Linked DNA regions of Homo sapiens: region 1 is linked to region 2. Evidence: chromatin loops called from intact Hi-C (ENCODE). Cell type or tissue: PC-3. All regions are shown on one strand.

Region 1 (5,000 bases), 74 kb before region 2:
AAGTTCGTTCAAATGATATTCTAACTTTTTACCACTGTCAGTTCATGTTTTTAAATGATGTGGGGGTGGGGGGCGGGGTGGGAAATAATAATGTGAGAAGCTACAAATCATATATTTTATAGGGGTTAAAAAAGTTCAGTTAATCATAGTCCTTTCAAGATTGATTTTCACAACTTATCTGGTCCCAGAAGGGACTGGAAATAGGAACTGTAAAATATATTAAGGAAGCCAGTCTTCAGCTATGCAGATCAATTAGACAGAAAGGTACCAAAAATCTTATGGTACAGCTCAGTTCTTTTGTGGGAGATGAGGAGTGGAAGAGGACTTCAGGTGGAGGGGCATTGCAAAGGCTTAGGAAAGGCTTTGGGATGACGGAAGCATTGTCCTGGTGGGCAGGCCCGCTAGAATACACCGCTCTCAGGTTTTCCCCAGCCCCCTTGACTGCCCTTTGCTGTCAGAGTCGGAAACATTCTTTGTTCAACTGAGGAATCTTCCAGGGAAGTGCTGACAACACATATTGCCTGCACATAGACAGAACACTTCCTGGTTCCTCCTTTGCCACATCGGTTTCGTGTGAATTGCCAAATGCAGGGAGAGGCAAGTGAATTGGACTGCCCCGGGCTCGCCATTCCTGGAGATCCAGCATGAATCATCAGGGGTCACTTAGGTGAGCAGGGTCACTTAAGGTGCTGCAGGATAAAGGACTTCTTAAAGGAATTAGACTTTTCACACGTGTGAGAGGAGCTGAGCAAGTACAGGTGTGTAAGGATGAGTTGGAGAATGAGGGAGTCATGAACCAGTCACAAAGAGGAGTTAGTTACATTCGTGACTAAAGTAGGACAGTGAAGCAGGGATTCATGGTGAGGTTACAAATCATTGTATCAGCAGCTCCCAGCCTGCCACTAGATACTGGCCTACAATATCTAGTGGTACAGCCCAATATCTAGTGGGCTTGGAGCTGCTATTGTTCAGCAGGGCCAGCAGTCTGGAAGAACTGGACACAGAGGGGAGTTTGGACAAGTTTTGTCTGTCTGTCACCACATATGACCCTGAAAAGATTTTCAGAAAGGAACAGCCACTGCCTCTCTTTTGCCTTTCAAATCTCATGCAAATTCCATTCTGGCCATCTCTAACCTGACTCCTGCAAGAAAAAGGACTTTGGAAAACAGTCCCCAGCTTAGATACTTTGACAGCACAATCTGCCACACAGAGTACTTGGCAGACTGAAAACATGAAATATGTGTGAAGCCCCTCTGACCAACATGACCAGTCAAGCCTAAGCTCTATACAGCTCCACAGGCTCCTCAGCTCACTGGTCTTTGACCACCTATTTTTATCCAAAATGGCATGAAGACATTGTCTTTCCCAGTAGCTATGGTTATCAGAATGTGGCAAACCTCAAAAGGAGTGTCAATACAGTGTCAATCACAAAATAATATTCTGTCCTCTCCAATTACGCTACTTCAGACTACCAGAAGGCCCATGGAGACACTCTTGTAGCTTCCATGGCAAAAACGCTGGATTCAGAAACACAATCCAGGCCTTAATTAGGAAATTATGTAAAATCAAGTGTTACCTGGTCTCTCTGCCTCAGTTTCCCTATATACAAGTTGAGAAGATGGAGGAGATGATTTCTAGGGAACTTTCTAGTTTGAACATTATATAATTCTACATCTGTGGCAACTTTATGTCTGGGGAGGCGAGTCTGCCATTTCATGCAGAAAATGAAACTCCACCAGAGAAAACCTCTGGTATGTGGAAAAGAAAAGGCAGTAGTCATCTTTTCTCATTAGCAGCACCAGATTCTGCTACCTCAGCTGGATGCTGTTTAGTCATCTGCAGTAATAACCTCCATTCCCAGCTCCAAGCTGCTGCGTGGGCCTAGACTGAAGTCTCTGTGGTTATGAGTCACAAGCCCATTAAAGCCAGGAATTGACACGAGACCTTGAAAGGCAATTTGCCTTCCATACCTAGCTTCCTAGGAACTGGTTTCTTCCCAAAGAGAAAATAGTATATGTGATTTATGAAATATCACATAGTATTTCCTCATAAGCTCATGGCTCTAGAAATGAATTCCTAATTCTCCAACTGGAAACATCTAGATTTTTGATTTTAGCTATTATTATCAGTTGTTGGATCCAGAGCTCCTCATGGTCCATTAAGTCTAGTGAATGCAGTGCTGAACAGAATACAGTCATTGATACAATCTACTTTTATCTGGGAAGTCTGCTGAGGCTACTTGTCCTTTTGGCATTTTCCCTTTGCTAAATGTTAAGGTATGGGTTCAAAGCAACAAGGCTTTGCAATATCAGCAAACCTCTAAGGGCAGTCCTTCACCCCCACAGGTATGCTCACCTTAGCTCCTTGCTGTACTACTAGATGTCTAATAAGTATTCACTGATGGTCCCCTCCCTGTTGCTACCACATGATAAATCAAGGAGGTGGTGCCAGCCCTACTTTCAAAGTACTAGAACCAGGTCAGCCTACACTCCCTAATTTCAAAGCCCGAGAAGAAGCAACACAATTTGCAGACTATAAAAAGAGCTTTGGGGATTGGATAGAAATGGAAACCCAAGTGGTATCTTCTGCAGAGCAAGCACAATGGGCCCCGGGGAATGGAGGGAAGTGGCTGCATGGACAGCGTTATTACTAAAATTTGGCCAAGGGAGATAAAGGGCAAGGCTGAGGGTGGGAGCATGATCCTGGGAATCCAAAATTAGTGCCTGAGAGGATCGAAGCACCAAAAAGAATGAGAGTGAGGGCCAAAGAGAAGTGAGGAAAACCACAAGGGTGCTGTATGGGATTTAAAGACACAGCAAGATATTAAAGATGTCTTCATCCAAGACATCCCAAGGGAAATGGAGAGGAGTGGGAAGGTTTTCTCAGAGTATCCATTTTCCTTCCAATTTCCCAGGAGAGGTGACATTTGTGCTGGTGTTAAGGGCTGAGTTGGTATGAGTTAGTGATACTACACAGGCTATGAAGCCAGAGTCTGGCCCAAGCAGGGCCCTACTCTTTATTAATTGTGTCATTTTAGGCCAACTGTGCCTCAGTTTCCACATCTGTAAAGTTCATTCATTTGAAAAATCTTTGCTGACCATTACAATATACCACACAGCATTATGGTGAATAAAACAGATAAATATTCCTTTTCCCTATAGCTTGCCTTCTAATGGATGAGAATACTACTATTACTACTAGTAATACCCATCTTATAATGTTGTCATGAAGATTAATTAGTGCATACACATCAAGCACATAAAACTGTGACAGCCCATAATTAATGCTCAATAAATGCTGGCTATTATTATTACTATGAGGTGGGCAAGCAAGCTGAGGCTATTTCAGTAAGAGAAGGAAAAGGATGTAGTAAGTGTGGAAATAGCAAGAAGTTAATTATGATCATAGTGGTGGGCACCTGGGGTAAAGATAAATTTGGAAAGTTGATCTGGGGACAACTGTTCCCTGGCCCTTGAGCCATATCTTTTATATCTTGAGAAGCAGAAGGGTTCAGGCTCTGGGGAGTGAACCTCAGCTCAATTACTCACTAACTTACATCACAGGTGACTCTAGGTAAGTAACTGGAGCTTTTTGTGCCTGTTTCCTCATTGGTAAAATGTTGAGATCTACGTCACAAAATCAAAGGGAAGATTAAGTGAGTTAATATTTGTGAAGCTCTTAGAACTCTGATGTCATAATTCAGGAAACATTTGATAAATATAAGCTGCAATTAATTATCCTCATTACTAGTATTTCTATCATCTTCCTCCACTCTCTAGTTTGGCAACATGTACTATCATAATGTGTTATTCTTGTTCTTTGCCTTTCCTGCTATTCCCAAAATAAGCTGCCAGGAAGTTATGCTTCTTCCTTGTACTGAGTCTTTCCAATACTTCCTTTCTCTCCCAGGGCTCCTTTGCTAGTTTAGGCCCTTACTCTTTGTTCTAAGGATACAGCAGCAGTTTCCCAGTTGGCCTTTTTTTCGTAAGCCATCCTTAACCCAGTCTGTTTTTCACAAAGCTGCCAGAGTAATCTTTCTCAAAGAGTGTTGTCCACATGTGCATCACTCTGTCTTGCCTATTGTACATCTTAGTCTTATTCTGGCATTCAAAACCATTTTATTAGCTCTACCATCCCCAACCATCACCACCACTATTCTACAACCTCCCTCCACCACTCCCAGGATGGCTAGTTCAAGTGCAAGGCAGAAAAAGGCATCTTGTCCTCAAGATATTTGACTGCCATCTGCAGCAGAGTTGTTGCTATCAGCCAGGGTCTCATCAGGAAACAGATGATGTTAAGTTGGGTAATTTAAGGACAGTTTAATAAAAGAACTACTTACAAAGCTATGGGCAGGATTTAGAGAAAGAAATAATGGGGGTATAGTACCTCAGGACTTGTAACAGTTGGAAACCATTATCACCCACTAGGCATGAAGATTCAAGGGCAGGGCACAGTCACCACAATCCAGAGAAAGGTAACTGTAAGAAAAGGGCTGTTTGACGAGAACTATGACATTAAGTAGAGGCATGTGGCCAAACCATGGTGACCCAGCAAAGAGAGAATTAGGGGGAGAAATACTCCCACCTCAAATTTCTTTTGCCCTCTCATCTTCTCTGAATCCAACCAGAAGTCAGAGAGCAAGATAGCCCATGGAGACAGTTCATACAGGGCAAGTTCTTGAGAAACAAAGAAGGGTAGAGAAGTGTAGAAGTGGATCAGGAGGAGTAAACAGGAGACATTCAGCATAATTGTAATAATAAATATAAATCTATGATGACCCTATAGTTTCACAACTGCACAACCAAACATAGCAGCCCTACCACTGACTTATGGCCATGCCTACCGCCACCTCTAACCAGTGTTACATTCCCATCCCCCTAACCTTCACCACCAGGGCCAAGACTTGACCCAAGGGAGGTTTTGTGCAAATTAGAAAAAGACACAGCTTTCCTCAAGATACTTGACTTCCATTTGATGGAAAATTATTGGAACATACA
Region 2 (5,000 bases):
ATGTACTCTAAATCAAAATAAAAAATAGTATAAAACCAATGATCACAAATACTCAAAAATGGTCCATGAGTTTAAGGCATTATTTGCAAAAATTCCAATATCCTTCAACAAACATACCTATGTAAACCAAGAACGCAGTAAAGAACATAAATAATATGTTTTATTTCATAAAAATGTCAGAGAACAAGCAAAATTCCACCTAAGCTTAAAGGTAAGGGGAAATAGCCGCCTTCATAGTTAACTCTACTGAGAACATGAAATGCAAATTTTTACATTCAGAAAACAGGGTGACTATCCCAACTAATAGGTACTTCTTATCAGTCTTCAAGGTTAGCATTTTTACCTTCCCATTAGCACGGTTAATTTTGTTCACGACTTCAGCAATGATGATCTTTTCTTCAATGGCATCTTTGAGTTTCTTATACTTGGGGTTCTTGTTGATTTCCAGGTAAGCCCCTTGGAATGGTTGCCCAACACTAAAGGAAAAAAATTCCTGCACATTAGAAATAGTTTCAAATGAAAGTACCACTAAAAAAAGGAAACAGGTCAGTTGATTCTAAGGAGTAGCTGACAACTTCATAAAAATTGATTTCAATTTATTTTATATATTACACTTACATCTGTCCTAAATATAAGTTGGAAATGAAACCTTAAACCTATTTCAAATACACTTTTGGGGTGATCATGGCATTTGGTGGGCAGGACTTTGATAATAATCTTATCACACGGAACAATCAAGACAGAAATCACTCATAAGAACAACAGCTAAGACTCAAGTACATGGCCTCATGTGAAGGAAAAGGCAATTTCTTCTAATCTGTTAATATAAAGTTAACAGCTGCTCACAAAGGATTTACTAACGCCTTCAAACAATATGTGGCAGTGAAAAGAGCTGAAATCATTACCATCACCTGCTCTAAAGAAAAATTTCATTTCTTGCAGAGAATAAGAAAATCAATAGGCCTTCTGGGAAAGAACAGATCCAGGGCAATCACTTTAGAAGAAAACTATAGAACACTTAATATTAACATGTAACTGTGGTTCTAAGTAGGCAATACAGATGGTCTCTGACTTGGTTTGACTTAGGGTTTTTCAGCTTTACAGTGGTGCTCATAAACCATTCTGTTTTTCACTTTCAGTACAGTGGTCAATAAACCACATGAGATATCCAACACTTTATTATAAAACAGGCTTTGTGTTAGATGATTTTGCCCAACTGTAGGCTAATGTAAGTGTGCTGAGCATGTTTAAGGTAGGCTAGGCTAAGTGATTGTGTTCAGTAGGTTAGGTGTATTAAATGCATTTTCAACTTATGATATTTTCAACTTCATATGACATATGACAACTTCATAAAAATTGACTTCAATTTATTTTATACATTACGCTTGCATCTGTCCTAAATATAAGTTGGAAATGAAACCTTAAACCTATTTCAAATATATTTTTGAGGTGATCATGGCATTTGGTGGGCAGGACTTTGATAATAATCTCATCACATGGAACAATCAAGATAGAAATCACTCATAACCCATATGATGGATTATCTGTGTGTAACTGCATCATAAGTTAAGCAGCATCTGTATATGAAAGGAGAATCAAGCCTCTTCTCCTAGAATATGCCTCTAAATGGACAGAAGTAACCAAAGCAAACATTCAGAATCAGGGCAATTTTTTTTTTCCCAAACAAACTAATTTTTGTAAAAGGTTAACTGTACACTTATCACTAAGATATCAATTTCCCTAAAGACTTGTCGGGGGACTCTTTCAGGACAGGTTCATCAAAGGCACCAAGGAAAAACTGCTGCTTCAAGGAATCTATAAGCTTCATTTTGAGCTACAAAGTTCTGGCAATTTGCAAATACAAATTTAAATGCTTATGTTGTGGGTGGAGGATAAGGGAAGAAAAATCCACGTAGGTGGTCAGCGTTTCACAGCTCTCAGGATATAAAAGGCCAACTCCCATAAGAGCTGCCACTTTGCAGGGTGGTGGGAGGCTAAATTATTCCACCTCTCTCACTGCTGTGGGGTGAGTGTGCCACTATCCCTGAAAACTGATAAGACTACCCAAAAAGGACTTGGCTTGAAGTTAACTTTTTTTGGTTCCTATTCAACTGTGTTTTAAATTATAAAAATGCTAACAGGCTTTTAAATTGTTTCCTCAAAGATGTATTTTCCAGCCTGTAGTTTCTGAAGAGTCATCCACAGGAAATGTTCATTAAGAAGGTTATTCCCTAATTTAAAAATGTATAAAAAAAAAGCTGAATAAAATTAGTTGCTGAAGCAAGCATACAGACAAATTCTCCTGTTTGAATATGCTTTATATAACAGGCACTTTGGACAACTTTGGATTTAGACACTGTGTTTGACTTAAGGGAGTATGTATCACCTCAAGTAGCCACATCAGCTAACCAATGAAGTTGTACAATTTAAAATATTTAAACCCAGTGAGTCTGGCAATGTATATTCCTTTAATCCTTTAAAAGGAAGATATTTTAAATGTGTATAAAGTCACAGAGAATATAAACATAATTTACGTAATAAATGTGAATATACTCAGCATATAATACATTCTTTCTTTGGCCATTCATTGGAAGAAGCTTAAAGTTGTTACAGATTTGGCTTGAAATTGTACAATCTACTTTTTTATAAACACCAGATGAAAATGGGATTAGATTGCTGGGAGGAAGTGATGAATGCAGGAGATGTAAGACTATTGGGATAAACAGTCTTTACCAAGGACTTCACTTGCTGAACTTGGGATTGGTGTTCCTTCTTTTTCTGAGTCCACGGTGTCTAAAATAAAGGAACTGAACGTGCTGTACAGGCCACAGAAGTCATATCCGTTGAGTTAGCAGACCAAAGGGCACCACAGACCAGTGCTCAAGCAACACTCAAAAAGTACTGTCCTGGCTCGCTCTTTCATTTACCTTACAAATAAGTTTCTGACCTTGCTTGCTATGGCAGGAAGACTGGAATGGTGATTAAAGTATATTGCCAACAGAAATTTGGCTAGTCTTTGAAAACTACGGAAAAGGAACAGGAATTTACAATGCAAACGTATCTTAACAGCCTATATAATTTTTATGTTAAATGACTTCTAATTATTTAGTAAAGTGTTTGAGCTAATGCTAATGGAGTGAAACCAACAATCGTAACCTCATTTCATTAAACTGCACTATAGAAGCCATAGCTCAAATAAATGTGTTTACATCAAGCTGATTATAAAATGATTCACAGAACTAAAAATCACTCATCTAAGACTGAAATCAAACACCAGGCAAAACGGCGTACAAATATACTTGAGAAACTTTTATAATCCTGAATTTTATGGGTAAAGCAAAGCCATAATACCTAGATGGGTATAAAGCCTTCTTGTCTTTGAAGAGTTCACTGGCTTCTAGTTTCTCTTCATAAATAAGTTTCTGCTGGTCTGTGAATTGGTCCCTGTATTTTTTACACTGTGAGATATGAGAAGAAAGAAACAAAACATCATTTATATAAATAAATTATTACTCATTCTTAAATATGCTAAGACAATTTATCAGCAACAAGAATAAGGGAGAAAGTACAAAACATTCACTAAAAAAGGCCAAAAACATTTTTCCCTTGTGGGTTTTAAAAAGTTTGTCTTGGAAAACGTCAGAGTATTATTTGTATTGCAGAACCTGGAATGCTTCTTCAAAACACACCAGGGCCTAGTGGGCACGGGCCTTGCAAGTACTATTTCCTCCCACTATGTCAATCCTTGGAAATCCTCTAGTCCTGAGGCTGTCACTCTTCTAGAGAGACTCACAGTAAAAATATTGTGCATCACAATCCACTAAGCACATTTCCACACACATACAGAGAAAACTGACACAAAAGCGTCACAAAACAATACTCAATCCTTTCTATATATTGTACACTCTGCTATTTTCTATTCTATTGCATTTTATTGAAAAACGCTGGTAGTAATCCACTAAATTGATTTCATGACCACAAATATGCTATGACAGTTTGAAAACCACTGCTCCAAATCCCCCCACTACCATTTTACAATAGGGATGAGGGACCTGAGATATCCCCTTTCACTCCATCCCTGAAGCTGCAATGAGAGGAGACAGTGGCCAGAGGAGCAGGGCCAGGTTTTTTAGATGAGCATTCCTAGAAATTCAGTTACAGGTGTGGTCAAGTGCTACTGAAATAATTGCATGAAGAAGTGTGAGCATTGCTGCTGACCCTTTCCATGGAAAGGCTCCCTTCAGGAATAAACAGCCCTCATCTCCCACCTCCAATCCAATGGAGGGATGGGTGAGATTGCAAAGCCAGGGGAGGGCAGAGGTGGTGCAGATCCCCAGCAATGGGAGCTCCCTGTCATTATTTCTGAAAACAGTTTCTGGGTTAGACTCAAGAAAGGAGACAAGCCATTAAGAGGTTCATGAACCTCGCCAAATTTGCTGTTAGAGAACAGAACTCAGAATCTAGTTCCTTATGTTGTATGGTACCACTTATCAAGCTAATCAGCAATAATGTCACTCTATACATAGATGATTCTAACAAAAAAACAAGCCCACCGTGCTGGGCAGGAAAGTTTCCTGGAGGATGTGTGTACTGAGCATTCATTTACTAAATACATGCCCTTCCATCTCATGATTTTATTACATCTGATAACTGCATATATTTAACATTCCACATATCAACTGACTAGGTTATCGAAGTAAGGTCAACATCTATACAAGTGCCCCACGTGTTCCATGCTGGGCAACATCTAAATTACATGCCATGTCCTCTTATACAAAATAAGAGAGCTAAAATAAAAGGCAGTATAAAACAGATTTCCAGCTTCCCTGTAATTTAGATAGAGAATGTGTTACTATCTTTAGGGACAGGAAAAAGCCTTTTTTCCCACCCATCAAAGTGTGTGTGTTCACATGTATTATCTGATTATCTGTTCTGTACATCTGATAAAGTAAACTCTTCAATTTGCAGGATTTAACTATGTTGCCTGAAGGTGTCCAAAT

The links. A loop is a pair of places that touch in the nucleus more often than their neighbours do. Peaks named below come from ENCODE experiments on the same cell type or tissue, not always from the same donor. Only the 100,000 strongest peaks of a DNase experiment are listed, where the experiment ranks them.
Region 1: a loop joins it to region 2, with 2.5 times the contacts of the local background. A loop is called at or near these places in 3 of 110 quality-filtered maps.

Annotation. Positions count from the first base shown.
Region 1 is chr2:191,483,979-191,488,978 of GRCh38, reverse strand. No RefSeq gene overlaps it. Among named protein-coding and RNA genes, the nearest start is that of NABP1, 190 kb to the left of the region's middle. In PC-3, no CTCF peak of the experiment used is centred here; a DNase peak (open chromatin) is centred at 1,878; H3K27ac peaks cover 769 bases.
Region 2 is chr2:191,409,524-191,414,523 of GRCh38, reverse strand. It overlaps MYO1B (myosin IB), which reads right to left. Exons shown (of 31, transcript NM_001130158.3): 27 at 3,352-3,458; 28 at 344-476; 29 at 1-7. Among named protein-coding and RNA genes, the nearest start is that of MYO1B-AS1, 170 kb to the right of the region's middle. In PC-3, no CTCF peak of the experiment used is centred here; no DNase peak of the experiment used is centred here; H3K27ac peaks cover 791 bases.